3 separate regions of the Homo sapiens genome follow, and all the other regions are linked to region 1. A link is a loop called in an ENCODE intact Hi-C map of the cell type or tissue named here. Cell type or tissue: B cell. All regions are shown on one strand. Links, peaks and the distances in the headings refer to the core of each region. The heading gives the core; the rest is flanking DNA.

The links. Hi-C counts contacts between places; a loop is a spot of excess contacts. Peaks named below come from ENCODE experiments on the same cell type or tissue, not always from the same donor. Only the 100,000 strongest peaks of a DNase experiment are listed, where the experiment ranks them.
Region 2: it touches region 1 in a loop (13-fold over the local background); 3 of 110 quality-filtered maps call a loop at or near these places.
Region 3: a loop joins it to region 1, with 14 times the contacts of the local background. A loop is called at or near these places in 3 of 110 quality-filtered maps.

What each region holds. Positions count from the first base shown.
Region 1 is chr3:48,083,836-48,094,186 of GRCh38, reverse strand. It overlaps a transcript of MAP4 not described here. Among named protein-coding and RNA genes, the nearest start is that of MAP4, 73 kb to the right of the region's middle. RefSeq lists enhancers at 4,672-4,721, 4,782-4,851 and silencers at 5,072-5,641, 6,282-6,401, 6,492-6,541. In B cell, for the core only: no CTCF peak of the experiment used is centred there; DNase peaks (open chromatin) are centred at 4,976, 5,146 and 6,296; H3K4me3 peaks cover 2,509 bases; H3K27ac peaks cover 2,816 bases.
Region 2 is chr3:48,439,103-48,449,453 of GRCh38, reverse strand. TMA7 (translation machinery associated 7 homolog) reads right to left here and starts at 9,197. Exons shown (of 4, transcript NM_015933.6): 1 at 9,142-9,197; 2 at 8,996-9,051; 3 at 8,826-8,913; 4 at 5,246-5,606. The coding sequence starts at 9,157. The coding sequence ends at 5,572. ATRIP (ATR interacting protein) reads right to left here and starts at 2,717. Exons shown (of 13, transcript NM_130384.3): 1 at 2,362-2,717. The coding sequence starts at 2,608. ATRIP-TREX1 (ATRIP-TREX1 readthrough) reads right to left here and starts at 2,675. Exons shown (of 15, transcript NR_153405.1): 1 at 2,362-2,675. CCDC51 (coiled-coil domain containing 51) reads left to right here and starts at 9,335. Exons shown (of 4, transcript NM_001256964.2): 1 at 9,335-9,466. RefSeq lists silencers at 2,413-2,772, 8,900-8,959 and an enhancer at 9,390-9,529. In B cell, for the core only: no CTCF peak of the experiment used is centred there; a DNase peak (open chromatin) is centred at 2,743; H3K4me3 peaks cover 1,419 bases; H3K27ac peaks cover 1,795 bases.
Region 3 is chr3:47,777,649-47,787,999 of GRCh38, reverse strand. It overlaps SMARCC1 (SWI/SNF related BAF chromatin remodeling complex subunit C1), which reads left to right and starts at 6,107. Exons shown (of 28, transcript NM_003074.4): 1 at 6,107-6,397. The coding sequence starts at 6,203. RefSeq lists silencers at 5,364-5,423, 5,534-5,583, 5,994-6,213, 6,394-6,633 and an enhancer at 5,867-6,161. In B cell, for the core only: no CTCF peak of the experiment used is centred there; DNase peaks (open chromatin) are centred at 6,039, 6,589, 7,439 and 7,959; H3K4me3 peaks cover 3,221 bases; H3K27ac peaks cover 3,383 bases.

The DNA.
Region 1 (10,351 bases), core at 2,212-7,211:
CGCTCTTGTTGCCCAGGCTGGAGTACAATGGCATGATCTTGGCTCACTGCAACCTCTGCCTCCTGGGTTCAAGCGATTCTCCTGCCTCAGCCTCCTGAGCCACTGGGATTACAGGTACCCGCCACCATGCCCAGCTAATTTTTGTTATTTTTAGCAGAGACAGGGTTTTGCCATGTTGGCCAGGCTGCTCTTGAACTCCTGACCTCAGGTGATCCACCTGCCTCGGCCTCCCAAAATGCTGGGACTACAAGCGTGAGCCACCGTGCCCTGCCTGTGTAGACATAAATTTTTGGCTCCTCTGAGTAAATACCAAGGAGGGCAATTGCTGGGTCATATGAGAGTACGTTTAGTTTTGTAAGAAGCTGCTGAACTGTCTTCCAAAGTTCTGTACCTTTCACATTCCCAGCAGCAATGCATGCGAGCTTCTATTGTTTCACATTCTTACTAGCACTTGGTGTTGTCAGTGTTCTGGCTTTTTTTTGTGAGATGGAGTCTTGCTCTGTCGCCCAGGCTGGAGTGCAGTGGCGCGATCTCGGCTCACTGTAAGCTCCGCCTCCTGGGTTCACACTATTCTCCTGCCTCAGCCTCCTGAGTAGCTGGGACTACAGGCGCCCGCCACCATGCCCGGCTAATTTTTTGTAATTTTAGTAGAGACGGGGTTTCACTGTGTTAGCCAAGATGGTCTCGATCTCCTGACCTCGTGATCCGCCTGCCTTGGCCCCCCAAAGTGCTGGGATTACAGGCGTAAGCCACCGCACCTGGCCAGTGTTCTGGCTTTTGCCCATTCTATTTAGTAGGTGTGTTGTGGTATCTCATTTTTGTAGGGTTTTTCTTTTCTATCTCATTTTCTTACTGATTATTGGTATATATGCTGTTATGCCTTTTTGTATATTAACTTTGTATCCAGTAACCTTGCTGAACTCTTTTTATTTTTGAGACGGAGTTTCAATCTTGTCGCCCAGCCTGTAGCGTAATGGCACGATGTTGGCTCACTGCAACCTCCGCCTCCCAGGTTCAAGTGATTTTCCTGCCTCAGCCTCCTGAGTAGCTGGGATTACAGGCTTAAGCCACCACACCTGGCTAATTTTTGTATTTTTAGTAGAGATGGGGTTTTACCATGTTGGTCAGGCTGGTCTCGAACCCCTGACCTCGACCTCCCAAAGTGCTGGGATTACAGGTATGAGCCACCATGCCTGGCCATGAACTCTTTTATTAGTCTTTCAAATTTTCGATGTGGAAAATCACATCTTTTTTTTTCTTTTTTTTGAGATGGGGTCTCACTCCATCACCCAGGCTGGAGTGCAGTGGTATGACCATGGTTCACTGTAGTCTCAACCTCCCCAGGCTCAGGTGATCCTCCCACCACAGCCTCCCACGTAGCTGGCACTATAGGTGCCCACCACCATCCCAGCTAATTTTTTTTTTTTTTTTGTATTTTTTGTAGAGACAGGGTTTCACTATGTTGCCCAGGCTGGTCTCAAACTTCTGAACTCAAGCAATCCTCCCACCTTGGCCTCCCAAAGTGCTGGGATTACAGGCGTGTGCCACTATGCCTGGTAGAAAATCATATTAATCATACATTAGGATAGGCAGAGGAAACAATATGAGGAGGGCCTTGACAAGAGAAAGTTCAAGAAACAGAGAAGGCAGATGATACTGGGCATAGTGAGAAAAAAGGCAGATGATGAGGCAAGACAGAGGCAGCATCATTGCACGAGGTCTTGAAATACATGTTTAGGATTCTGATGCAATGAAAAGCCATTGAAGGGGTTTAGGTTAAAACTGGAGGAAAGCCTCTAAGATAAGCTATTGGATTCTGCCAATGTTTGTGTCCTGGCCTACATTTTCATCAAAATTTGGATGAATAGACATAAAGCATGCTTTTAAAGGATAACTCAAATATAATCCTGAGATGGCTTATTGTGAACTTGTAAAGTCTCAAGAATACATCCTTAGACATGAGACTGAGTGCTTGCTAAGATCCTTTCCAACTTTGAGATGTTGAGGTTCTATGCTTTTCTTGTTTTTCTTTCTTTTTTATTACTGCTGCTTGTGGAGCAGGGCAATCCCATAGGCAGTATGCCCAGAATAGGTGGTTCTATGCTTTTCATCCTGGGCACCCTGGAACTGGAGGGAATGTTCTTTTCCACTGCAAGTGGGGAAATAGAATGAACCTGTACTTTGAGATGCAATCTGTTAGGGCAGATATATATATATATATATATTAGTTTTTAGTAGAGACGGGGTTTTACCTTGTTAGCCAGGATGGTCTTGATCTCCTGACCTCGTGATCTGCCCACCTTGGCCTCCCAAAGTGCTGGGATTACAGGCATGAGCCACCTCGCCTGGCCAGGCAGATCCATATTTATACAAATAACTATCACATATATGGTAAGTGTTGTAATAGGCATACAAGGGATGCAGGAGGATATTATGAATGGAAGGGGATGGTACAGAAGGTTGTGATATTTGGACTGAAGCAGGAGCAAGGGGAAGGCTTGAAAGAAACTATGGCAGGATACAGGAAAAAGAAAAAGGACTGAACCAGAACAGCATGTGTCAGTGGAGCTGTTTCTGAGGCAGGAGGAAAATCTGGTAGGTATGAGGGGAAAAGGAAGGGAATAACTGAGAATCACTCCTGGGTCTCTAGCTCTACACATAACATGGTGACTGTCTTAACTTAAAGAAGGCTGGGGTCCGGGTGCGGTGGCTCATGCCTGTAATCCCAGCACTTTGGGAGGCAGAGGTAGGAGGATAACTTGAGGGAATGAGTTCGAGACCAGCCTGGGCAACACAGTGAGAACCCATCTCTACAAAAAATTTAAAAAATTAGCCGAGTGTGGTGGCAGAAGCCTAAGGTCCCAGCTACTTGGGAGGCTGAGGTGGGAGGATCACTTGAGCCTGGGAGGTAGAGGCTGCAGCAAGCCATGACCGTACCACTGCACTCCAGTCTGGGCAACAGAGTGAGACCCTCCCACTGGGCTTAAGCGATCCTCCCACCTTGGCCTCCAAAATGCTGGGATTACAGCTGTGAGCCACTGCCTGGCCCTGGGGAAAAATAAATATTAAAGAAATTTCGGACCCTTCAGCCAGGCACGGTGGCTCATCCCTGTAATCCCAGCACTTTGGGAGGCTGAGGCGGGTGAATCACGAAGTCAGGAGTTCAAGACCAGCCTGGCCAAGATGGTGAAACCCTGTCTCTACTAAAAAAACAAAAATTAGCCAGGCACGGTGGCAGGCGCCTGCAATCCCAGCTACTTCGGAGGCTGAGGCAGAGAACTGCTCGAACCTGGGAGGCAGAGGTTGCAGTGAACTTAGATCGTGCCACTGCACTCCAGCCTGGGCGACAAAGGGAGACTCCGTCTCAAAAAAAAAAAACAAACAAAAAACAAAACACTTAGGGGCAGGCATGGTAGCTCACGCCTGTAAATCCTAGCACTTTGGGAAGCCGAGGCGGGCGGATTGCCTGAGTTCAGGAATTCGAGAACAGCCTGGGCAACACGGTGACACGTCTCTACTAAAATACAAAAAAAATTAGCTGGGCGTGGAAGCGTGCGCCTGTAGTCCCAGCTACTCGGGAAGCTGAGGCAGGAGAATTGCTTGAACCGGGGAGGCAGAGGTTGCAGTGAGCTGAGATTGTTCCACTGCACTCCACTCTGGGCGACAGAGCAAGACTCCATCTCAAAAAAACAAAAAACAAAAAACAAAAACACTTCGGACCCCAATTCACTATTCCAAAAGGAAAAAATTAAGTTGAAAGCTGAGTCATGCACAAACTGCCTTTCATTCCTAAGCAGACATACTTGACATAATACACAATTGACTATTCCCCTACCTGCTCCTTTTCTCTTGTTCCCTCCCTATTTTCCCTCCAGCCCACTTTTCCCCTTTAAATACTGAATTCCTCAAATTCATCTTTGGAGAAAGGCAGAGACCACAGACTGTTTCTGTGATTCTGTGTTTTTTCCTTTCAGGAATGTCCTTCACCTTGGCAAAATAAATTTCTAAATCAATTGAGACCTGTCTCAGATACTTCTTGGTTTACAGAAGGGATGGAAGATTCCAATACTTTTGAGTTTTCCTAGCCATCTAACTACAAAGGAGCTCAAAGCCAATTCTATTCCTGAAGTCTGGGACAGGAATATGCTGGCTACTCCAGGCAGCAGGAAGAATGATCAAAGTAACTTTAAAGCTCCCACCTGTGTGTTTTCCTACAACAGTAAGTTAAGGATTCTACAAAATCTGGGGCTTTGGAATGAAGTAATGTTAATTTCAACAGAAAAGGAAACCTATTTTTTTTATTTGAGACAGGGTCTCACTCTGTTGCCCAGGCTGGAGTGCAGTGGTGCGATCTCAGCTCACTGCAACCTCCGCCTCCCGGGTTCAAGCAATTCTCCTGCCTCACGTTCCGAAGTAACTGGGATTACAGGCACTTGCCACCACGCCCGGCTAATTTTTGTATTTTTAGTAGAGACGAAGTTTCACCATGTTGGTCAGGGTGGTCTCCAACTCCGGACCTCAAGTGCCTTCCAGAGTGCTGGGATTACAGGCGTGAGCCACCGCGCCCGGCCTCAATATTTCTTAGTTAACCAAATATACCCCAACTGTCATCAATTTTGTTATAATTAATTATCCCACTTGTAACCATTTAAAAATTATAGATGAGTTTTTTTTTTTTTTTCGGTACTAAGTCTTGGAAATTTGGTGTGTATTGTACACTTACAGCACATCTCAACTTGGGCCAGCCACGTTTCAGAGCTCACCAGCCACATGCGGCTCACGGGAGCGGAGCCCCGCCGAGGACCTGTGGCGTCCTCCCGCTCCTCTAAGGGTTCCTTCCAGAGCCCAGATGGCCCGCGACCTAGGCCCCGCCCCGCGCCCCTCCCAAGTTACATCACAGAGCCCACAGGCCCCACCCGCTGGTGGCCCGGTCCGCGTGTGCGCCGACTCTCGCACTCTCCTCGCTCCGGGCGCCCAGACTCTGAGAGAGAGCGACGGCCATCATAGAACAGCGAAGGCAGTCGATCGGCCTGCGGTCCGCTTCGGCATTCGCAGGCCGCAGGCGGGAGGCTAGAGCCCCCAGGCGCACCTCGCCCCAACCGCCCGCGGCTCGGGCAGCTCTGCAGAGACGTCGTGGCGGCAGGGCCAGCACCCATTGGTCCGCCACAGCCCTCCGCCCTCCCCCTCGCCACGCTTATTGGCCGGAGCGGCGGCGCTCGCCGGGTAGGCGGTGGCGGCGTCCCTCCCTTGCGCCGGCCCTCAAGAGGCGACGAGGAAGCGGCCGCCTCCCTGCGCCCCGCCCCTCCGGCTAGCTCGCTGGCTCCCGGCTCCTCCCGACGTCTCCTACCTCCTCACGGCTCTTCCCGGCGCTCTCCTGGCTCCCTTCTGCCCCAGCTCCGTCTCGGCGGCGGCGGGTAGGTGCAGCCGCAGGCGGGGTCCGATTGGAGGGGCGGCCTCCTCACTGTCCCGGGGCTGCCCGAGCCTTGCCCTGCGGCAGCTGGGTACCCCACGGGGCCCGCCCGAGGCGTGGAAGGGCGGTGGCCGCCGGCCTGCGAGACGCGGGGGCGTCCGAGGGAGGGGGCCAGGCGGGGGGCTGGCGGCTTTGACCTTCGGAGTCTTTGAGGCGCGATCTAGGGGGGTCTTTGGAGTGAGGGGGGCTGAGAGGTCCAGCTTTTGAGGGTCGGGGCGGTGGGGCCGAGCGACATGCCTTGGGCTCTGGATGGGGCTGAGCCGCGGAGCGAGGGTCGGCCGCAGTCTGGGGCCCTGGGTGGGGTTCGGAGGTGTAGGAGAACTCAGGGGTCGTTTTCTGAGGCTTTGTGGGGGTCAGTTGATGTGAGGCTGAGGTGAGCCTTAGTATGTCCAGTCAGGGATTATGGGTGGGGCTGAGGGGTGGTCTGGAGAACCGGGCCCTAGGCGGGGCTCTTCCCCCTTGCAAAGGCCCCGACACTGTGTGGGGACTAAAGCGTGTGTCTGGCAGTGGGAGTGCGAAAGGGTCACATTAGGGTGGGGGTGGGGAGGGTACAGGGACTAGGAGAGGCAGTTGGAAACATTACCCAGAACAGAGATTGTGATTTAGCACATGGAACAAGTTCTCCGCCGGTGTGAGTTAGATCCCTTTGGTGAAATTGTCCTGTGGAGGAGTTGTGAGGGTTTTGCTCACTTCCAGGAACGGGTAAATTAAATGCATTTGCTGCTTTGGGGAAGAGGCAGTGATTGATTACCTTTAGGTTTGTGCTTTAGGACCCAAGCTCGGATGAAATACGTGTTCCTCGCGAAGGTTAGTGTTACCCAGCTTTCTACTGGAAACCCCCTTTTCTCCTTTGCCTTCTCTGGTCCTGTTACAGTATTGCTCCCCAGGGCCTCTCGATTCTCTCTCCCTGGTTGCATAGCATTGCAGTGTTTCTTGCAGTGTGTGTGTGTGTGTGTGTGTGTGTGTGTGTGCGCGTGCGTGTGTGTGCGCGTGCGTGTGTATGTGTGTGTGCGCGCGCGCGCGTCTCCCGCCCATTTCCCTGCTGCTGTGCTTTTGGCAACTGCCTCTGCTCTTTCCCAGGGATGGTTGTGGCATTGCATCAGGGGATATTTGTGCTTGTAATTTGCTCACTCAGCCCAGGAGGAGGGTGAATAGTATGCTGTAGAGATGGGGGGCGGGGGCAGGGTGCCGTCAGCTTGGCTGGGTAGACAGAGAAATGGGTGTGGTGAGGGAATACAGCTGCTCTAGGCCTTTGGGGTAACACTGCCCAGTCATCAGCCCAAAGAGATTCAAAGAGCACCACCAGCAGCTATTTTTATAAATCAATCCTGAATCCAAGCTGAGCACATGGATTTAGAGTGAACAGTTGTCATGCTCTATTACAAGCTGGGTGTTTGGTAGACAACATTAAAGTTGCTAAGCAGGAGACTCCCATCTGTACTGTGCAGTGTGTACTTTACTTGCAACTTTTAAACTTTGCTTTTCTCAACTCCAAAGATTGGGACATCTCTCTTCAGGCTGTGTCTTTTAAATTAACGTAGTTTGCTGATCCGTACTACTACTTTTCAAATGAAATGTTTTCACCTCAGTTACACACTTCCTTTCAAATTTAGCTTCAAAATAATAAAGCTGTCACTTTTTGAGCACTTGCCATCTCCCAGGCACTAGCTATGTTTGTTAACAGATGAGGAAATTGAGACTGATGGGAAGAAGAGGTCACACAGATAGTTAAGTGGCAAAAATGGTATCCAACCAAACCAAGGTCTCTCCAACCCCCACATAGTAGTTCAGAAACTTCAGAATTTTGGTTTACATTGGGATGATTCAAGTGCTTGAGAATTTATTCATGCAAAGTAAACAAACTCACCAGAGACTGATAAACCAGATACCAGTTAATGCATGTTGGAAGTATTAAGTGCCATGTGCACAATTGGATTTAATTGTCCACTGACCAGGACACCTCCATTGTTCTGGGCTGCCTAATCAGTAATAAAAAGGTAGTTGATTATGGAATTGGAAAGGCACTAGATATTCTTAGTGGGTATTTTTTAAATTTAAATTTTATTTATTTATTTATTTTTGAGACAGGGTCTTGCTCTGTCGCCCAGGCTGGACAGTGGCAGGATCTCGGCTCACTGCAGACTCTACCTCCGGAGTTCAAGCAGTTCTCCTGCCACAGCCTCCGGAGTAGCTGGGATTATAGGCATGTGCCACCACACTCGGCTGATTTTTGTATTTTTAGTAGAGACGGGGTTTCGCCACGTTGGACAGACTGGTCTCAAACTCCTGACCTCAAGTGATCCGCCTGCTTTGGCCTCCCAAAGTGCCCTGGGATTACAGGTGCAAGCCACCATGCCCGGCCATTTATTTTTATTTTATTCTATTTTATTTTTTAAGATGGAGTCTCGCTGTGTCATCCAGGCTGGAGTGCAGTGGCATGATCTTGGCTCACTGCAACCTCTGCCTCCCAGGTTCAAGTGATTCTCCTGCCTCAGCTTCCTGATAGCTGGGATTATAGGCACCCACCACCACACCTGGCTAATTTGTGTGTGTGTGTGTGTGTGAGTGTGTGTATATACGTGCACACACATACATATATACATACACATATACATATATATACACACATACATACATATACACACACATATATATATATTTTTTTGAGATGGAGTCTTACTCTGTTGCCCAGGCTGGAGTGCAGTGGCACGATCTCAGCTCACTGCAACCTTCGCCTCCTGGGTTCAAGTGATTCTCCTGCCTCAGCCTCCCTAGTGGCTGGAACTACAGGCACGTGCCACCACGCCTGGCTAATTTTTTGTATTTTTAGTAGAGACAGGGTTTCACTGTGTTAGGGTGGTCTCTATCTCCTGACCTCGTGTTCCGCCTGCCTCGGCCTCCCAAAGTCCTGGGATTACAGGCGTGAGCCACCGCGCCTGGCTAATTTTTGAATTTTTAGTAAAGATGGGGTTTCACCATGTTGGCCAGGCTGGTCTTGAACTCCTGACCTCAGATGATCCACCTACCTCGGCCTCCCAGAGTGTTGGGATTACAGGCATGAGCCATCACGCCTGGCCTTACGGGTATTTTAATCAAGGAACAAAAGTCTAGTGAGTCTCCCTTTCCCCAGTGTAAAAACACATACAGTGCTGGAGGATGTCTTAACACATTTTCCTACTCTGTCTCACTTGTTTTTTAAGTAGTCTCTTCAAATATTTGTCATTCCAGCATCCCTTTGTTAAAATTTTCAAATTTACAAATACATTTATATTACCTATTAAAAAGTCATTTTCCATTGTTTGCTGACAGTGAAGGAAGCACCTGGATTTTCTTATATATAGGCGGCTTAGCTTTAGTCAGAGAGTAGATTCTTCCTAATCTCATAGTGTCTTGTTCTTCCTAATCTCATAGTGTCTTGTTCTTTCCTAATCTTGTTTCTGAATTTGGTGATCAATCCTTTGGCTCTGTAAACTTTTGCTCTTGACAGTTTTTGGAATCACTTTGCTTTTTTTTTTTTTTTTTTTTAAAGATTAAGCGTGAGTAGTTGCTATGTAGCTTTTAGATTTCCTTAAGATGTGAGAAAATCTGAGAGGAACATTTTGACCCAGTGGAAGGCATCTTGGCAGTTCATGTATATAGTCAATTTGAAAAGGAAACCAAGTAAGTATCAGTGATTTCACTTTGTCTTTCTAAACAGCACTTTTAGAACCAGGTTATTGTAGACTTATTGCTAGGAGTGAGTGGGTTGAGAACAATTAAGGTTAAGAAGGGGGATTGTAGGGCTGGGTGGCTCATGCCTGTAATTCCAGCACTTTGGGAGCCTGAGGCGGAGGATTGCTTGAGGCCAGAAGTTTGATACCAGCCTGGATAACATAGTGAGACCCTGTCTCCATTAAAAAAAAAACAAAAACAACTTAGTCGGTCCCCAGATAATTTTAGTGTACAGCAAAACAACAAAAACAACAACAACAAACTTAGCTAGGTGTGGTGGCATGTGTCTATAGTCCCAGCTACTCTGGAGGCTGGGGTGGGAGGATCACTGGAGCCCAGGAGTTCAAGGCTCCAGTGATATGATTGTGCCACTGCACTTCAGCCTTGCTGAAAGAGCCAGACCTGCTCACCCCTGCAAAAAAAAAAAAAAGGGGTAATAAAGCACACTGATACATATAGGGGATCATATTCATCATACTCATCTACCATTTTAGAGCTCCTAGGCCAGTCTTTAAATGCAGACCTTATGGTGAACTATTTTGGATGTCATTAACATTTTAAGGTTGAAAGTCAACACAATTACTTTCGTGATTCTTTTTCCTTTTTTTTTTTTTTTTTTAGAGATGAGATCATGTTCTGTCAGCAGTGGGGGAGATCATAGCTCACTGCAGCCTTGAACTTCTGGCCTCAAGTGATCCTCCTGCCTCAGCCTCCCCAGTAGTTCAGACTGTGTATGTGCACCATCACACCTGGCTAACTTTTGTGATTCTTGTTCTTATTCTTTTTTTTTTTTTTTTGAGACTGAGTCTCGCTGTATTCCCAGGCTGGAGTACAGTGGCGCGATCTCAGCTCACCACAACCTCCACCTCCCGGGTTCAAGCAATTCTCCTGCCTCAGCCTCCTGAGTAGCTGGGATTACAGGCACTCCCGCTGCGACCAGCTATTGTGATTATTTATAGGTTAAAAAAGTTAATCTTCTTGGCTTGGGCATGATGGCTCATGCCTGTAATCCCAGCACTTTGGGAGGCCGAGGCAGGGGGATCACTTGAGGTCAGGAGTTCGAGACCAGCCTGGCCAACATGGTGAAACCCTGTCTCTACTAAAATACAAAAATTAGCTGGCATGGTGGCAAGCGCCTGTAATCCCAGCTACTCGCGAGGCTGAGACAGG
Region 2 (10,351 bases), core at 601-5,600, 360 kb before region 1:
AACTCATAAATGATCCTTCTTTTTTTTTTTTTTTTTTTTTGAGACAGAGTCTCGCTCTGTTGCCCAGGCTGGAGAGCAGTGGCGTGATCTCGGCTCACTGCAACCTCCACCTCCCAGGTTCAAGCGATTCTTGTGCCTCACCCTCCTAGGTAGCTGGAATTACAGGCGTGTGCTACCACGCCCGGCTAATTTTTATATTTTTAGTAGAGACGGGGTTTCACCATATTGGCCAGCCTGGTCTCAAACTCCTCGCCTCAAGTGATCAGCCCACCTTGGCCTCCCAAAGTGCTGGGATTACAGGCGTGAGCCACCACACCCGGCTGAAACTCATAAATGATCCTTCTAAAACAACAGATCCTATTATTCTTTCCCTATCCTTCATCCAATTCCAAGAGTCTCATCTAAAGCCTGAGGAGATCTCATTGGCCAGAACTCAATGATCTACTTATTATTCAGTAATAGTTACTGACCACATGCAATATGCCAGGCATGTTAGGCTCTACAGGTACAATAGTGAGCAAAATTGATACTTCCTTACACTCACAGAGCTTAAAAGACATTCAACAAATAATCACACAGATAAATGTAAAATTACAACTGTGATTAAGAACTGCAGAAGAGAACAAATATAGGAAAGCCTATAATATGACAGCAATCTGACTTAAGTGGGATGATTGGAACATTTCCCTAGGGAAGACTTGAAGGAGCTGAGAGCTGAAGGACAAGTAGGAATTAACCAGATGAGTGGAAATGAATGAATGAAAAGTATACTCAATGTACAAAGAAAGAACAATGTATAAAGTTCCTGTATTGTAAAGAAGCAGAGAGAATTCAAAGAATGTTAGTGCAGCCAGGACCCAGAGAGTGAGAAAGGGCCAAACCAGGCTGGGCCTTTCAGGCCATGTTAAGGATTCTGGTCTTCACACTAGAAGAAATAAGAAATTATTAAAGGGCTTTCATTAGGGGTGTTCATGGCTGGGTGCGGATGGCTCATACCTGTAATCTCAGCACTTTGGGAGACCAAGGCGGGTGGATCACCTGAGGTCAGCAGTTTGAGACCAGCCTGGCCAACATGGCGAAACCCCGTCTCTACTAAAAATACAAAAATTAGCCAGGCATGGTGGCGGGCACAAGTAATCCCAGCTACTTGGGAGGCTGAGGCTACTCGGGAGGTTGAGGCAAGAGAATCTCTTGAACCTGGGAGGTAGAGGCTGTGGTGAGCCAAGATGGCATCACTGCACTTCAGCCTGGGTGACAGAGTGAGACTCCGTCAAAAAAAAAAAAAAAAAAAAGGGTGTTCACGTATATCTGTGTAAGACACAGCCAGATTTGAGTTTTGAAAAGATCACTCAGAATGTGATGTGAAGCCTCACTTGTAGGGAGTCAAGACTGGAAATGGGAAACCAATTTAGCAGACCATTGTTCAAGAGAGGACTCATGGTAACACAGATCAGGCAGCTGGTAGAAGCAATGTGAATAGGATAGACTCCAGAGAAGGATTAAGAAGGTAAGCTTGACATGCTTTCCAAATAAATTAGATGTAGAGTCAAGGAAAGGGGAAGAGTCGCTTTGTGCCACTGGATGGAGAGTCGTGCTAGTTACTTCCTTGTGGAACATCTGGTCATCATTCTCTGAATGTCTGCTTTGCCGGCACCATGCTAGAAGTGCTGGAGGAGGACTGGGTTTCCAGGAAATGATCGTGTTGAGTTTAAGGTGCCTTGAGACACCCAAGTACAGATGCAAGGTGCACTCAAAACATTTCTCTTTCTGGGAGTCCTCAAGACTTCACTCACTCCTCAACTAGAATGTAAGCTCCATGAAGGACAGTTTTTGTATTTTGTTCATTGTAAGGTCAGCTGCAGTTCCTCACGTTTGGGCACCTAGCACAGTTTACTGGTTGTATAAAAGAATAAATTTATTTCATCTCTTGCCTGTGTCTGGCTCCTCCCATGCTCACACTGCCCAAGGGAGACAGTGGGCTTCATAAGATCTAAAGCCGCTCAAACTTGTCACAAGAATGGGTCCCCATGCATGGGTAGTGATGGTTCTGATGGTGGTGGTAGGTGTGTTCCAAGGATCTCTGCTTAGAACCAAGAACCAAGTGGCCTAAACTTTAGAAAATAACGTAAAATGTCAACTTAGCCTTCTGTGTTTCAAATCGGCTGTTTGACCTGGCTAATGCATTTCCCCCTAAAATCAAAGGACCTTCTGGAAGACAACCGCTGCTTAAATCAGGGTGTTCCCATATTTTAAAAAGGCGAAAAGGCAGTGCTGGCCGCGAGGTTCCGAAGCCACAGCCATCAAGGGGATCTGGCGCGGTTGACAACTCCCTCCGAGCAAAAGGCCGCGAGGAGCACTCACTGGACACGTCCCGAGCCGCGGCCGGACATTGGCTCAGGGCCTGTGACGCGAGGGTGTCAAGCTCCTCCAGGTCGTCGGCAGTGAAGTCCCCATGCGCGCCGAACGGGTCGTCAGGGTCCGGGGCAGCGGCTGCGGAGAAGCCCCGGGCCCGCTTGCTCGGGGGGTGCCCGGTGCCCGGCGGCGGGCCGGGGCGAGGCGCCGGGGGCTCGCTCCGCCTCTTGCTGCCTGGCGCGGAGGTCCCCGCCATGCTTTCCGCTCACCCCAAGTATCCGACAGCGCCGAGCTAGACTTGCCTGCCGCCAGGCCGGAGAACTGGACCAACCGTCCGCGCGCCGCCGCTTGCCTCCGCCGCGAGTGCCCCGCCCCTGGCCCAGGGGCCAATCAGCTGGCAGGCGGAGGGCGCGGAGGAATGACGAACGTCCGAGCGCGCCGCCACACCCGGCCCCGCCCGGTGTTTAGAGGTCCACGGGCGGGATTCGGCAGGTTTGCTGCAAGGACTCAGTGCGGCGCGACCCGTTACCGGAGAGGCGGGCCGGAGGCGCACCAGCTCCGCCGCGCTGGTGGCTTTGCGCTCCCTCCCTGGCATTCCGTGGAGGAGGGCCGCGCAGGAGCAGCCTGCCCTAGCATTCACGCGTGTTGCGTTTGAGTCGAGCCAGGCATCATTCAGGGATGTGGTCTCCGTGACCTCGCTTTCCTTCTGCCGCCAGACCCACCTCCCACAAACCCCTAGGCTTTCTTGAGGAGAGTGGAATTTGTTGGGTGAGGAGTATGAATAGAGCTGTCGTGTGCAGACATCTTCGGGTTTAGTGAATGTTTCACATGTGTACATTTGAGGTAGGCCCAGGGAGGAGGAAAGTCCAAGGAGGAATGATGTTTGGAGCTGTTCTTGTGTGGGAGGGGGTGGGAGCTGCTCAGGCTGTTAACATCCATTCCTCTGAGTGCTGGACTGTTTTTTTTTCCTAAGCTCTGGTTGTATAGAATAGGGCTCAGGAGGTCAAGGAAGTCCCCCTGTAAATGGCACCTGCGCTGTCCTACAAGTTGAGTCAAGTTAGCAGGATAGAGGGGTAGGAGGCTGGCACATAAGACTAACACGAGAATTCTACATTGAAAGGGAGGCCACACAAAGGCCAGGTAAGAGTTACCGGTGGCGAACAGAGGTAAAGCTTCACAAAGGAGCAGCAATTTGAGGTGGGCTTGCGTGCCTGACAGATTTTATTGGGCAGCTGTGGTGTGCAGAAGTTAGCCGCAATAGAGAATTTGGCAATGGAGAGTAACAGGAGCAAGACTCTTTCAGCCTTACCTGCTCAGTGCCAAACTTCACCTGTGAGTGTCCTAGGAATATTTGTGAAAGCATTAAATGAAAAGAGTAAATGAAAAAGAGAGTGCTATCAGGGCCTATAATGTCTAAGGAGTTTAAAATTTTTTGGAGCAACTGGTAGTCTCCGTCAGATAGCTTCCCAAGTGTTGCATGCTTAATTGCTGCAGGACTCTGGTCCTGGAAAGAGACAGGACTGTTCATTTGTTAAAGAGGGATAGGTTCCACCAAGTAACTTGCTTTCAGGAACAGTGTGAATCACTGGTGCTCAGGTTTGTTTTAGCAGCATACGGCTGGGTGCCAGCTAGCAAGGCCCCACAGGGAATGCCTGAAGCCTACTGAAGGGTGCTACTGGCTGTGCAACTTTCTGGAGAGGACCAACACAGGCTTCCCCCTGCCCCCTCTCCCGCGTTAATATCTAGTACATTAATCATGAAAGTTTTCAATATTCTAAAACCTAGTTTTGATTTAGCAGTCTCATAATGGTTCCAGAGCGCTCTTCGACAATATTCTCAGAGAAAGCTGAGCATTATTAACATAATTGTATTAAGGGCCTGGGAGGGAAATCCAAATACTTGTGCTTCTGAATTAATTTTTTTTTTTTAAATACAGGGTCTTGTTCTGTCTCCCAGGCTGGAGTGCAGTGGTGTGATCTTGGCTCACTGCAGCCTCGAACTCCTGGGCTCAAGTGATCCTCCCACCTCAGCCTCCCAAATGGCTGGGACTACAGAAGTGCACCACCACACCCAGCTAAGCATTTTAAAACATATTCAGCACACATTATGGATGGTCTCTGTCTTTGCATTTATTGAGGGGCAAGCGGTAGGTATGCCTGGGACTCCAGTCCTGGGCAGCAGGAGGTAGAGTGAGCCCCCATTTTGCCTCACCCCCAACCCCTTGCCTGGCACTGGCACCCCCTCCATCCACCAGCAAGTGGGCTGGGGCTTCCCGCAGCTGCTGCCCTGGACCTGTTTGGTGCGCATGGGGACTTCACTGCTAGCAACTTGAAGGATCATGTAATTTGCCCTGCCCTGCCTCTTCCACAGTAGAGAAGTTCCTTGACAACAGGAACTGTTCCGTTACATACCCCAGTGCCTGCATATAGCAGACGCCTTACATGAACAGATGAACAAGTCTCATCAAAATATACGGCAATTTGGATGTGACAACATAAAGATGGGTTTTCTTTTAAAAGCACAAATTCTGGTCAGGCACAGTGGCTCATGCCTGTAATCCCAGCACTTTGGGAGGCTGAAGCAGGCAGATCACTTGAGGTCAGGAGTTTGAGACCAGCCTGGCCAACATGGTGAAACCCCTCTCTACTAAAAATACAAAAAATTAGCTAGGCATGGTGGCGGGTGCCTGTAACCACAGCTACTTGGGAGGCCAAAGCAGGAGAATAGTTTGAACCCGGGAGGTGGAGGTTGCATTGAGCAGAGATCATGCCACTGCACTCCAGCCTGGGTGAGAGTGAGACTCCACCCCCTCCCCCACCAAAAAAAAGTGCAAATTCTTCCACTAAACTCATGTAAGGTATTCTGTCAGGTATACAACCACACAAGAACGCCATCCTTTCAAATGAGTTGGTTTAATTTCAGGTGATACAAAGTTTAGGGTAGAACAAGGACCAAAGAACAGACTCTGGCAAGATTCTGAGCTGGTTTTACTTTAAATTCACAGTTATGGTAGGAACGACTTAGTGAAAACAACTAAAGAGATGATGAGCCACTGTAAGATTTTTCTTTTTTTACAAAAGTTTATTCTTAAATGTACAACAGCTCCAAGACAACACTTAATTCCAGCTATACGTGGCAAAAGATGTTATGGCAGGGAATAGAGAGGTTTAAATACAGATGAAATAAAGGGTCACCATCTCCTCAGGCACAAGGAACAGCTTACTTTTTGCCAGATTTCTTAATTCCACCTGTGGCTGCAAAAGAAAAATAGTCACAATTAGGGAAAAATATAGTTCTTACGGTAGAAGCCCCACGGGCCTGCTGTGGACCTTAGTAAAGCCTGGCTTTTGTATTGGGCATTCACTTTAACACAAGCATGGATAGCAGCTTCACTGATACTGTCTGTTCTAGGTAAAGGTAAAATGAGGATGAGATGGAGTACAAGCAGTGGCTGGCTGTGCACTGGTCTAGATCTACACTTCTGTATACTTCACAGATTGGCTTATTTAATCCTCATGCCATATCAACCCATTTTACAGAAAAAGAAGTCCTTTTTTTTTTTTTTTCTGAGATGGAATCTTGCTCTGTCGCCCAGGCTGCAGTGCAGTGGCACGATCTCAGCTCACTGCAACCTCTGCCTCCCAGGTTGAAGCAATTCTCCTGTCTCAGCCTTCCGAGCAGCTGGGACCACAAGCCCTGGCTAATTTTTGTATTTTTAGTGGAGACGGGGCTCACCATATTGGTCAGGCTGGTCTCGAACTCCTGACCTCAGGTGATCTGCCTGCCTCAGATTCCCAAAATGATGGGATTACAGGTGTGAGCCACCGACCCCAGCATTTTTTTTTTTTTTTTTTTTTTTTGGAGATGGAGTCTTGCTTTGTCACCTAGGCTGGACTGCGGTGGTGCAATTTTGGCTCACTGCAGCCTCCGCCTCCCAGGTTCAAGTGATTCTTCATGCATGAGCCTTCCGAGTAGCTGGGACTAAAGGCGCATGCCACCATACCCGGCTAATTTTTGTATTTTTAGTAGAGATGGGGTTTGACCATGTTGGCCAGGCAGGTCTCGAACTCCAGACCTCAAGTGGTCCACCCACCTCAGCCTCCCAAAGTGCTGGGATTACAGTCTTGAGCCACCATGCCCAGCCAAAAAAGAAGTCTTATTGTTAGGTGTTGTTCAAGTATGTGACAAGCCAGGATCCCAACCTGAGTCATCTGACTTCAAAGTCCACATTCTTAACTGCCATGTTACACTACCTTCCATATTATGATCCTGGCACCTGGTATACTCTGTCAATTTACAAATGACCATATATGTGGAACGCAGTAGGCGATTTAAGAAACAGCATAGGATTGGGCCAGGCGCGGTGGCTCACGCCTGTAATCCCAGCACTTTGGGAGGTGGAGGCGGGTGGATCACGAGGTCAGGAGATCGAGACCATCCTGGCCAACATGGTGAAACCCCGTCTCTACTAAAAATACAAAAATTAGCCGGGCATGGTGGTGTGCGCCTGTAATCCCAGCTACTCAGGAGGCTGAGGCAGGAGAATCACTTGAACCTGGGAGGCGGAGGCTGCAGTGAGCTGAGATCATGCCACTGCACTCCAGCCTGGGCGACAGAGTGAGACTATTTAAAAAAAAAAAAAAAAAAAAGTGTAGGGTTACATATGCCTAATACAGGAAAGAAGATCCAAAGGGGCCTGACAAAATAAACCTTAAAATAAAAATCAGATGATGCTCAATGAGAAACAACTAGCATAGAGTTACACTAAAGACTGTTCTTTCCCCTATACACAATCACAGATTAAAAGAGGGTGCAAGATACCTTTTTTTTTTTTTTTTTTTGAGATAGGGTCTCATTCTATCTCCCAGGCTGGAATACAGTGGCGCAATCCCAGCTCACTACAGCCTGAACTCCCGTGCTCAAATAATCCTCTTACCTTGAACTCCTGGGCTTAAGCGAGGCTGCCTCAGCCTTTTAAATAGCTGGGATTACAGGAAACGGGCCGCCACCACCACCACGCCCAGCTAATTTTAAATTTTTTCTGTAGACAGGGTCTCCCTTTGATGCTGTGAACTCCTAGCCTTAAATAATCCTCCTGCTTAGGCCTCCCAAAGCACTTGGATTATGGTCAGCCCATTCTGTGCCTGGCCCCTTACACCATTCTGAAAAGGAATCTCAAGAGCTAGAAATCTCAGTGCTGGGTAGGTAAACAATAATGGATCAAACCCACTGGGAGAGAGGTCTTGGGAAGCCCTAGATGACACTCCCACCATCCTTGTCTCCATCATGCCTAGCATGGCTCACAGTGCTCAAATGGGGGCATAAACAACTGTGGAGGAAATAATCACTAGTTGGATCAATGTAAAATAATGCTTATGATGCACATAAAGTACTAGAACTGCTGGGCCTGAAAAATATTTTGAAATGTAATGAATTTCTCCTACATAAAAGATGTAAAAAAGGTGGAGGATTCAGTTAGAAAAGCATATGGAGCAACAGCACACTGAAGAGCCTGGACTTTATCTTTTAGTCTAGGCATACCCAGAAGTAAAAAGACTCAGAAAGCAAAAAAGCATATATTAGAGATAATATAAGCAGTACGAAAAAAAAAAAAAAGTTGGCCAGGTGCTGTGGCTCACGCTTGTAATCCGAGCACTCTGGGAGGCAGAGGCGGGTGAATCACTTGAAGTCAGGAGTTCGAGACCAGCTTGGCCAACATGGTGAAACTCCGTCTCTACTATAAATACAAAAAAAAACTGGCCAGGTGCGGTGGCTCACGCCTGCAATCCCAGCACTTTGGGAGGCTGAGGCGGGTGGATCACGAGGTCAGGAGTTCAAGACCAGCCTGGCTAAGATGGTGAAACCCCATCTCTACTAAAAATACAAAAATTAGCCGCACTCCGTCTCAAAAAAAAAAAATTAGCCAGGCGTGGTGCCAGGCGCCTGTAATCCCAGCTACTTGGGAGGCTGAGGCAGGAGAATTGCTTGAACCCGGAAGGTGGAGGTTGCAGTGAGCCGGGATCACGCCACTGCACTCCAGCCTGGGAGACAGAGTGAGACTCTGTCTCAAACAAAACAAAACAAAACAAAAAAACTTCTAAGTCAAGTAAGGTTCAAACACTAGAAGGCAGTGAAATACGAATTTGGGGCAAAAGATTGCGGACGACGTCAGACTTTGAGAAACTTAACTGTGAATCTGCGTCTGAGGTAAATACATTTCACTGTTTCCGTTTCTGCAGCTCTTCCTAAGGAATGGAAGCCCAGACTGCCTGGGAGGCAGGAGACCTCGTTTCCAGCTCCCGGCCCTTACTGCCGCTGCAAATCCTAGACTGGCTAGAGACCATTCGCTGCAGCGGACGTCGGAAAACGAGACCTCGCAGTTCAGGAGGCAGGAAAAAGACATGCCCGCGCCCTCATCCCAATAGGTGCTCATAGCGTTTGGCCAGCTTGAGCTCCATTCGGCCCCCACTTACCCAAGGGCCCCTTCCCCGCGGCCTTCGCTTTTAGCTCCTCGAGTTTCTTCTGCTCCTCTTTTTGTTTCTGCTTGAAAGCCTTATCTTCCTGGGGAGAGGCAGAGCGTGTTCAACTCAGGCCTGTCTCCCAGCGCCCCCGCACCCGCCAGTGCCTCCGCGCCCGCCCTCACCTCGTCCATCTCCTTGGCCTGCTTCTTGGGCTGTTTCAGTGGCTTCTTCTTGCCACCTGTGGGCGACACGAGCACGTTCGGCCTGCCCCTGCCGCCCGGTCCCCACCCCGCCGTCCCCGCAGTCCTCACGGTTCCGGAACACTTACCTTCGCGGCCGGACATGGCGCCTGCCGCCGCTTCCCCAGACCCTGCCACCGGAAACGGAGCGTCTGCCCCACCCTTTGTCGTAGACAGCGAGGCGGCCCCGCTGATTGGCTCCTAGTCAGGAAGTTGAACTCTCGCTACCGGATGCGGCGCTCCAGGGGCGGGTACTAACAGGTCAGAGGTCAACTGAGTGGCAGACGATTGGTCGGGCCACGCCAGGTACGAGGAGCTAGGGTTGTCCTGCCAGGGTAGAATCGGAACCGTAGGAGGGGTACTTAACCGGACGGCCTACCAGGCCTGTGGCCGTGCGCGGGAAGAGCACTGCAGGTAGACAGCAGGGCATGTGCATGTGCAAAGAGCTTCAAGCTCGTCGCTTTCCTGGAACCAAGGAAAGCACAGCTTGGGTGGAGGGAGATTAGGCGGGGAGATGGCAGAAGTGGACGGGAGTTATATCACGTGGTCCTATAGCTTTGGAAAACCCTGTAAGGAGTTTTATAATATAGTCAGGGGTGCAGCAGTTTGCGAATTCTGTTTGTTCATCTATGAAAATGGTCAAAAAAATTTATTTTGGTGATGGCCATACAACTCTGTTAATATAGTAAAACTACTGAATTGTACACATTGGGTGAATTATATGGTATGCAAGTTATATATCAATAAAGCTTTTTTTTCTTTTCCCCCCGAGATGGAGTCTTGCTCTTGTCTCTCAGGCTGGAGTGCAATGGCACGATCTTGGCTCACTGCAACCTCTGCTTCCTGGGTTCAAGCGATTCTCATGCCTCAGCCTCCCCAGTAGCTGGGATTACAAGTGCCCGCCACCATGTCCGGAAAATTTTTGTATTTTTAGTAGAGACGGGGTTTCGCCATGTTGGCCAGGCTGGTCTCGAACTCCTGACCTCGTGATCCCCCCGCCTCAGCCTCCCAAAGTGTTGGGATTACAGGCGTGAGCCACCGCACCCAGCCAAAGTTGTTATTTTTTTAAATAACAGTGCTGAGCGCTGGGATGCTACAGTGTCCAGAGATTAGGCAGATGAGTACATTTTTTGCTGGGTACGTACTATATGTAGGTACCAAGCTGAAATTCTAGTGAGTGAGACAGACTATAACCAAAGCAAATAAATGGGATACATGTTGCAGGTCATGTGATATATGCATGGAAAAAATAAAGCAGAGAAAGTGGGTCAGGAGTGCTAGGGTGGGAGTGGGATGGCC
Region 3 (10,351 bases), core at 3,064-8,063, 310 kb after region 1:
TCTCCTGAGCAGCTGAGATTACAGGCACACGCCACCACACCCGGCTAATTTTTTTGTATTTTTAGTAGAGACGGGGTTTCACCATGTTGGTCAGTCTGGTCTCGAACTCCTGATGTCGTGATCCACCTGCCTTAACCTCCCAGAGTGGTGGGATTACAGGCGTGAGCCACTGCGCCTGGCCTATATGTTTTTATTTTGCCATTATTATTATTCTTATTATTATTATTATTATTATTATTTGAGATGGAGTCGCACTCTGTCACCCAGGCTGAAGTGTAGTGGTACGATCTTAGCTCACTGTAACCTTCCTCTCCCCGGTTCAAGTGATTCTCAATTCTTCAAGCCCACCACAATGCTCCACTAATTTTTCTTTTTTTTGAGACAGGCTGGTCTCGAACCCCATCTCTAGTAAAAGTACAAAAAGTAGCCAGTCATGGTGGTACACACTTGTGATCTTAGCTATGTGAAGGCTGTGTCACGAGAATTGCTTGATCCTAGGAAGTAGAGGTGGCAGTGAGGAATTTTTTTTTGAGACAGATTCTCGCTCTATCACCTAGGCTGGAGTGCAGTGGTGTGATCTCGGCTCACTGCAACCTCCACCTCCTGGGTTCAAGCGATTCTCCCGCCTCAGCCTCCCAGGTAGCTGGGACTACAGGCCTGCACCACCACACCCAGCTAATTTTTGTATTTTTATTACACGAGGTTTGGCCATGTTGGCCAGGCTGGTCTTGAACTCCTGACCTCAAGTGATCCACCTGCCTCGGCCTCCCAAAGTGCTGGGATTACAGGCACGAGCCACTGTGTCCGGCTGACTTTTTTTTTTTTTTTTTGGAAACAAGGTCTCACTTGGCAGCCCAGGCTGGGGTGCAGTGGTGTAATCATAGCTCATTGCAGCCTCAACTTCCAGGGCTCAGGCAATCCTCCCACTTCAACCTCCCAGGTAACTGGGACCACAAGCATGTACCACCATGCCTGGCTAATGTTTTTTTTTTTTTGAGACGGAGTCTTGCTCTGTTGCCCAGGCTGGAGTGCAGTGGCGCGATCTCGGCTCACTGCAAGCTCCACCTCCTGGGTCCACGCCATCCTCCTGCCTCAGCCTCCCAAGTAGCTGGGACTACAGGTGCCCGCCACCATGCCCAGCTAATTTTTTGTATTTTTAGTAGAGACGGGGTTTCACCATGTTAGCCAGGATGGTCTCGATCTCATGACCTCGTGATGCGCCCGCCTCAGCCTCCCAAAGTGCTGGGATTACAGGAGTGAGCCACCGCACCCGGCCATGCCTGGCTAATTCTTTTTATTTTTATTTTTTTATTTTGTTGTTGTTTTTGAGACGGAGTCTCGCTCTGTTGCACAGGCTAGAGTGCAATGGCACGATCTCGGCTCACTGCAACCTCCGCCTCCCGGGTTCAAGCTATTCTCATGTCTCAGCCTCCCGAGTAGCTGGGATTACAGGCACCCACCACTGCGCCCGGCTAATTTTTGTATTTTTAGTAGAGACGGGGTTTCACCATGTAGGTCAAGTTGGTCTCGAACTCCCGACCTCAGGTGGTCCGCCCGCCTTGGCCTCCCAAAGTGCTGGGATTACAGGCATGAGCCACCACGCCCAGCCGGCTAATTCTTAAAAAATTATTTGTAGAGACAGGGTTTCACTATGGTGCCCAGGCTGGTCTCAAACTCATGGTCTCAAGTGATCCTCCTGCCTAAACCTCCGAGAGTGCTGGGATTATAGGGATGAGCCACCATGCCCTTTTTGCCAACTCTTTTTGTAAATAAAGTTTTATTGGAACCCATCCATGTTCATTCATGTACATATTATCTGTGGCTGCTTTTGAACTTTCATGGCAGAGTTGAGTAGTTCCAACGGAGAGCATCGGGACCTTTGCAGAAAACGTTTGCTAAGCCTAGTCTTTGTTATGTTTTCCTTTTTTTTTTTTTTTTTTGAGATGGAGTCTTACTCTGTTGCCAGGCTGGAGTACAGTGGTGCGAACTTGGCTCACTGCAACCTCCGCCTCCCGGGTTCAAGCAATTCTCCTGCCCCAGCCTCCCAAGTAGCTGGGACTACAGGCGCGCGCCACCACGCCCAGCTAATTTTTATATTTTTAGTAGAGACAGGGTTTCACCACATTGGCCTGGATAGTCTCGATCTCTTGACCTCATGATCCGCCCGTCTCGGCCTCCCAAAGTGCTGGGATTATAGGTATGAGCCACTGCACCCAGCCTTTTTTTTTTTTTTTTCCCTCTTTTTTGAGATGAAGTTTCGCTTTTGTTTCCCAGGCTGGAATGCAATGGCACGATCTCAGCTCACTACAACCTCTGCCTCGCAGGTTCAAGCAATTCTCCTGCCTCAGCCTCCCAAGTAGCTGGGGATTACAGGCATGTGCCACCAGGCCCAGCTAATTTTGTATTTTTAGTAGAGGTGGGGTTTCACCATGTTGGCCAGGCTGGTCTCGAACTCCTGACCTAAGATGATCCACCCACCTAAGCCTCCCAAAGTGCTGGGATTACAGGCATGGGCCACCGCACCTGGCCTTTCCTATGTTTTTGAGAAACCTTTTTGGTAAACTTACCATAAACTGAGAAAGCTAATGTCTGTAATGGCTGGTAAATGGTCATGCAGTTTCTGATTTTTTTTTTTTTTTTTTTTTTTCCTGAGACAGAGTCTCCTTCTGTCCCCAGGCTGGAGTGCAGTGGTATGATCTCAGCTCACTATAACCTCTGCCTCCTGGGTTCAAGCAATTCTCCTGCCTCAGCCTCCTAAGGAGCTGGGACTACAGGCATGTGCCACCACATGCAGGTAACCTTTTTTGTAGAGATGGGGTTTTTCCATGTTGTCTAGGCTGGTCTCCACCTCCTGACCTCAATTGATACACCCTCCTTGGCCTCCCAAAGTGCTGGGATTACAGGCATGAGCCATTGCACTGGCCTGATGCTTTAATTTTAGATACGGATCTTGCCACACTGGCCAAGCTGGACTTGAAATCCTGGGCTCAAGCGATCCTCCTGACTCAGCCACCATGGCCAGCTCCTAGAGTTCTTTTCTTTTGAGGTAAAATTTACATGCAGTAAAATCCACAACTCTTGCATATCATTCCATAAGTTGGTATGGAGACACCTGTGTAATACAAATCTGTATCAAACTGCAGCTTATTATCATCACCCCAGAAAGTTCTCTCATGCCCCTTCACTTCCCCAGAGGCAACCACACTTCAGTTTAACCTATTCTGTAACTCCACGTATATTGAATCATACACTATACATTGGGTATATATATATAGTTACCCATATAACTTGGGTAAGACTCCCCAGTGTTGCATGTATCAAGTTTATTCCATTGGGTTATTGATTAATTGGTCAGCTGAGTTACTGGTCTTTTCATTACTGAGTTGTAAGAGCTCTTTCTATACTCTAGAAACAAGTTTCTTTTTTTTTTGAGATGGAGTTTCGTTCGTCCACCCAGGCTGGCGTGCAGTGGCGAGATCTTGGCTTACTGCAACATCCACCACCTTCCGGTTTCAAGCCATTGTCTTGCCTTAGCCTCCCAAGTAGCTGGGATTACAGATGCCTGCCACCACACCCGGCTAATTTTTGTATTTTTAGTAGAGATGGAGTTTCACCAGGTTGGCCAGGCTGGTCTCGAACTCCTGACCTCATGATCTGCCTGCCTTGGCCTCCCAAAGTGTTGGGATTACGGGTGTGAGCCACTGCGCCCGGCCAATATACTTTCAAAATACCTCCACAAAGGGATCAATTGAGCCTAGGAAGTGGAGGTTGCAGTGAACCATGATCACACCACTGCACTCCAGCTTGGGTGACAAAGCAAGACTTTATCTCAAAAAACCCCCGAAAAGCAAAAAAACAAAATACCTCCATAGAAAATAGTGATTAATTACAAAGGCAAAAAGAATAACTTCGCAGTAGAGAAACCTGGATGATACTCTGTCATCAATGTAACAGGAGAAATGAAATTATGCACCACCTGATAGAATGCAATGCAAAGAACACAAAGATACAAACATCAGACAAACTTAAATTGAGGGTCATTCTACAAAATAAATGCCTTGTAATCTTCATAGGTATCAATGTTGTTAAGGTTTAAGGACTAAGGAACTGTTCCATATTGAAGGAGATGAAACTTTATTAAATGCAAAGTGTGATTTTGAACTGGAAACTTTTGCTATAAAGGACTTCATGGTGCAATAGGAAAAACCTGAATGGGGTCTGGGGATGGCATCAGTGTTAATTTCCTGGTATAAATGATTGTATTGTGATTATGTAAGAGAATATATAGACTATACTTGTCTGTAGAAAATACACATTAAACTTTTTGATAGTGATGGGTATTATGTCAGCAACTTACTCTTAGATGATTCAGGAAAAGTTCTTTGTATTATATTTGCAACTTTTCTGTTAAATCTGAGAAAGTTTCAAATTAAAAACTTTTTTTTTCAGACGAGTTTGGCTCTGTCGCCTAGGCTGGAGTGCAGTGGCGTGATCTCAGCTCACTGCGATCTCCACCTCCTCCTGGGTTCAAGCAATTCTCCTGCCTCAGCCTCCCGAGTAGCTGGGATTACAGGCATGCACCACCACACCTGGCCAATTTTTGTAGTTTTAGTAGAGACGGGGTTTCACCATGTTGGCCAGGGTGGTCTGGAACTCCTGACCTCGTGATCAGTCTGCCTTGGCCTCCCAAAGTGTTGGGATTACAGGCGTGAGCTATCTCGCCTGGCCCTCTTGATCACATTCTATTAACTTTTTTATTTAATATATTTTACTGTCCGTGACACAGCCCTCAGGAGATCCTGAAAACATGTACACACCCTCATTTTTAAAAGATCTCAGAAACTTACCAGCAGTTAGTCACGTTCTCACAAGCAATTAGTTACTTGCTTCTCTGCGATCATATAGCATTATGTTCACAACTCCATTATGGCCAGTCATACTTTTTATGTTTCTGAAACAGGGTTTCGCTCTGTCGCCCAAGCTGAAGTGTAGTGAGTGGCGCGATTATAGCTCACTGCAGCCTCCATCTCCCCAGCTCAAGGGATCCTCCCACCTCAGCCCTCCAAGAGGCTAGGACCACAGGCTTGCAACACAACGCTGGCTGATTTTTGTATTTTTTGTAGAGACGGGGATGGGTGTGGTGGTCTAGAGCTCCTGGGCTCAATTGATCCTCCCGCCTCAGCCTCCCAAAGTGCTCCGCACCCGGCCAATATACCTTGTTAATAATTTAAAAATTTTCGGCTTCTATGTGGGCCATTCATTAACTCATCAAGTATTTACTGTACATCTGTTCCTTGTCTCAGGTGTTCAGGATACACCTGTGAACAAGTTAAGATTAGGTTCTCATGTAATTTATGTGGAAGGTAAATGAGAAACTAGAAACGCCGGGTCGTGGTGAGCGCTATGCAGAAAGTGTATGGGTGTGAACAGTTGTTCAAGATTGTTAAGATCTGACAACTACTTTCTGAAGTCCTTTGAAGCAGTGAATCTGAACGCGTCTCGTAAGTGCAAATCAGAAGGGAAGACCTGCTGAGGTCTCGAAAGAGCCAGTGCAAGGGCCCCTGGGGCAGGAATGAGCCGCTGTGGCTGGACCCCTGAGGGAGTGGAAGGTCTGTGAAGCCGAAAAGCCTAGGCGTGGGAGTCCCAGATGGCTGTTCACAAATGCCGCCGGGCCGCTGGGGGTGGAGGGCCTGAGGGAAAGCGGGGCCCGGCGCAGTCCCAGTCCGGGTGCAGGGCCCTCGGCCAGCACTCGATACCCTAGACAGGCTTTCCCTTGGGCATTTCTCGCACCAGGCCTTTTCCCTCCAGCGGAGGCGGGCTATGACACATAACCCACCTGCGGTTGTTGACCGCATAATGATTCGACGTCGGTAGCGAGGGAAGAGCAAGGCTCAAAAACCGGCGCTCACTAGGGCAGAATGCAGCCTACGGAGGATGGCGGAAGAGGCGGCTGAGGCCGCAGGACGTGCTATTCCAAGGCACGGCCGCACGAGTGCTACGCATGCGCGTGCGCTGGCTCGCGTCAGATACAGTGCCAGTTCCCAGATGGGGCGGGGCCGGGCGTCCGCGCCGGAAGAGGGTTGGCTGGGCGGGGCCGGGAAGCGGCAGTGGCGGCTACGCGCGCGGGGGTGCGCGCGGGAACGACCGGGAAACACCGCGAGGGCCGGGGTGGGCCAGGCTGTGGGGACGACGGGCTGCGACGATGGCCGCAGCGGCGGGCGGCGGCGGGCCGGGGACAGCGGTAGGCGCCACGGGCTCGGGGATTGCGGCGGCAGCCGCAGGCCTAGCTGTTTATCGACGGAAGGATGGGGGCCCGGCCACCAAGTTTTGGGAGAGCCCGGAGACGGTGTCCCAGCTGGATTCGGTGCGGGTCTGGCTGGGCAAGCACTACAAGAAGGTGGGTTCGCGCGCCCGTGGGGGCCGGGAGACCACGCGACCGGGGCCGGAGGCGGCAGCTGGCCTCGCGGGCCTCGGGCCGCCCCTCCCCCCCGCACGCCACGAGGGACAACAAAGGCAGGCGCCGGGCCCGCCACGCCCCCGCCGCCCGCTCTGGGCGCCCGCGATCCCGGGGCCTGACTGGGGTTCGGGGCTCTCTCCTCTGAGCCTACGCACCCATGGTGAAAGCCCCTGCTCAGTCTCGTGTGCCAGAGCAGGTCGAGCTCAGCCACTAAGCGAGTGTGACTCTCTCTCTTTTGTCAGCTGCCTTAGGTGTGTGAACAATGATCCCTAAAGACCGAGCAAGCGTGGTAAAAGCAGCTTCAAGTTTTGTTTAGAGCGTATTCAAAGTCTCGAGGGGGTTTGCTACCTGTTGTTGAATTGCTAAACGACTGGGATGATTGTATTCGTTAATTAATAACAGGCAATATGAATTCTAGGATGGATGAGAACTATTAACGACGGTTCTACCTCATCGTGCTTCTGGTTCTGTGTGGCGTGAGAGTTGATGGTCGCTTGTACGTAAAGTGTTCTAAAGGGAGGCCTTCCCCAAGAACCCAGTTTTTATTAGAGCACTTTTCTTGTGTCACCTTTATTTTCTTCGTAGTGTTTACCACATTTTGAAATTATTCATTTACTGATTTCTCCTACCTTTGGAACGGAAGTTCCGCCGAGTCAGTAGTTTTCAAAGTTTTGACTTAATCCTTTGTTTATAACAAATGTTTTTTTTTTTTCCAACTTCCCTTTTGTGTAAATATTCAGGAGGACTCCCTTAAAGGGTGTAATGAAGCAGGTAGCCGAAAAGGCTCCCCAGCCTCTGAAGTTTTCCTATCACCCTCTTTAGTTCTGTACTTTCTCCTATTGAGAATCATAGCACTGAAGCAAGGGCTTTGTTCACTGCAGTGTATCCGGGAACGTGGCTGATACTTATTGCCTTACCCTTAGTGGCTGCTTAGTAAATATTTGTTGAATGAATGAAAACATAAACTAGTTTAGGAACCTATTTTTTTGGCCTCAGCAGCTCAGTGAAGCCTGTCAGTGTTTGGCAGTTATTAGGCATGGGCAGGGATCTTGGGTTCCTTTGGCATTACACGTGGTACATTCAGAAATGACCATTTCTGGCCGGGCGCGGCTTGGAAGGCCGGGCGGGTGGATCACCTGAGGTCAGGAGTTCGAGACTAGCCTGACCAACATGGTGAAACCCCGTCTTTCCAAAAAATACAAAATTAGTCGGGTGTGGCAGCACATGCCTGTAATCCCAGCTACTCGGGAGGCTGAGGCAGGAGAATCTCTTGAACCCAGGAGGCAGAAGCTGCAGTGAGCCGAGATTGCACCATTGCACTCCAGCCTAGGTAATAAAGTAAGACTGTCTCCAAAAAAAAAAAAAAAAAAAAAACAAAAAAAAACCAAAGACCCAGAAATGATCATTTCTTTCTTTCTTGTTTTTGAAGGTCAGCTAGAAAAATTACATTTCTTATCTGAAGTTTGAGGAAGTGAGAGACAGTAATTATATTTTTAGGTGTCTGGACTTTTCCTCCTCTGAAATTACATTTAGACTGTAGATTTTTAGTAATATTGCCCTTTCTTACACAGTGATAAATTGGTCACTTTTTAAATGTAAGTAATAGAGCTTCCAGAAGTGGCTAATGGAATTGAATATGTTATGAAAATATTGGTTAATTCTTCTTTATTACATTCCTTTTAGCCAATGCTTTGGGTCTTAAATTCAGTGAAGCTTTAACAAAGAAAAATAATCTACAGGCATATTCCTTTGAATAATATCAAGGAAGAGAGTAGAAAAAGGCAAATTTCAGTAATTTCTACCTCTCCGCACTGTTCAGTGTGCATCAGTTTGGGATCAACTACAAGAAGCTTTAGACATGGATAATCCTTCGATATTTGTTTGGGTGGGTAGGGAAGTGGCTACAAAGCAGTTTGAGGAATTGCCCAGCAGTATTGAGACCACTAGGCTAATGTTGATTCACTATCCCTGAGACTTTATAGACAAAGTTACCTTTGACTTCTCAGGACTTTGTAAAGCCAGAGTGTATTTCTAGGGTCTACTGAGATTGAGAAACGTATATACCCTAGGCCTGACAGCCAGAATCTTTTCAGTCTCTGGGTGTTAGCGTTGAAGTGGTGAAAATATTATCACAAAGTTCTTTGCTTCTTTTCTACACAGTGCATTTCTATTTGGTGTACGCATTGGTTTTAACTAACCGTTTCTAGTGCATTTAATACTGCATTTTCAGAGCAGACAACAGTTTCAGTCTCAGTAAACATGATTTTGTTAGTGTCATTTTTTATTTATTTTTATTTTACTTTATTTTTTTGAGACAGGGTCTTTCTGTGTTGCCCAGGCTGGAGTACAGTGGCGTGATCATAGCTCACTGCAACCTCAAACTCTTGCATTCAGCTCATGCATTCAGTGAACAACTGAGCATTTACCATGTGCCGGGTACTTAAAGTATAACTCACTTAAAGTCCTCATAGCAGTCCTAAATGATAGATATTATTTACCTTCTTTTTCAAATGGAAGATACCTGAGACTTCATTTAGGAATTTTCTTTTTTTTTTGAGACAGGGTCTTTCTGTGTTGCCCAGGCTGGAGTGCAGTGGTGAGATCATAGCACACTGCAGCCTCAACCTCCTGGGCTCAGGTGATTCTCCCACCTCAGCCTCCTGAGTACCTGGGACTACAGGCACGAACCACCACACCTGGTTAATTTTTTGTATTATCAGTAGAGGCAGGGTTTTGCAGTGTTGCCCAGGCTGGTCTCGAACTCCTGGGCTCTCTGCCTGCCTCAGCCTCCCAAAGTGCAGGGCTTACAAGTGTGAGCCACCACACTTGGCCCACACTGACTCTTACTTGAAATATTTTGAGACTAATAAATTTTTGTTTTCTTAAATAAAATATAATAGACTTTTTTTGATCAAAAGATTAATTGGGCCAGGTGCAGTGGCTTGCGTCCGTAATCCCAGCACTTGGGAATTCCAGGTGGGAGGTTCATTTGAGCCCAGGATTTGGAGACCAGCTTGGGCAACATGATGAGACCCTGTCTCAAAACAAAACAAAACAAAAAAATACATCAGTTGTGGTGGCATGCACGTGTAGTCCCAGCTACTTGGCTGAGGCAGGGTCCTTGGAGGATCACTTGAGCCTAGGAGGTCGAGGCTGCGGTGAACTGTGTTGGCACCATTGCACTCCAGCCTGGGCAACAGAGCGAGACCTTGTCTCAAAACAAAACGAAACAAAACAAAACAAAAAACAAAAACAAAAAAAAACCAGATTAATTGTTTATGACATAGAAATTAAAATTTCTTAATTAGGAGTCAGTGTTTTTTTTGTTTTTTGTTTTTTGTTTTTTTTTTTTGAGATGGAGTCTCGCTCTTCTGCCCAAGCTGGAGTGCAGTGGTGTGACCTCGGCCTCCCAAGTTGAAGTGATTCTTCTACCCCAGCCTCTTGAGTAGCTGGGATTACAGGCACCCGCCACCACGCTCTGCTAATTTTTGTTATTTTTAGTAGAGCTGGGGTTTCACCATGTTGGCCAGGCTGGGCTTGAACTCCTGACCTCAGGTGATCCGCCAGCCTCAGCCTCCCAAAGTACTGGGATTACAGGCATGAGCCACTGTGCCTGGCCTACATGCATTTTCATGTTTGGTAATTTGGTAGGATGATTTGGAAAAAAAATCTAATCAGAATTAAATATTTTATAGTTTATTAAAAATTGGACTGAGACTGGGGGCTGTGGCTCACACCTGTAATCCCAGCACCTTGGGAGACCGAGGCCGGTGGATCACCTGAGGTCAGGAGTTCGAGACCAGCCTGGCCAATGTGGTGAAACTTCTGCTCTACTAAAAATGCAAAAATTAGCCGGGTGTGGTGGCACATGACTGTAGTCCCAGCTACTCAGGA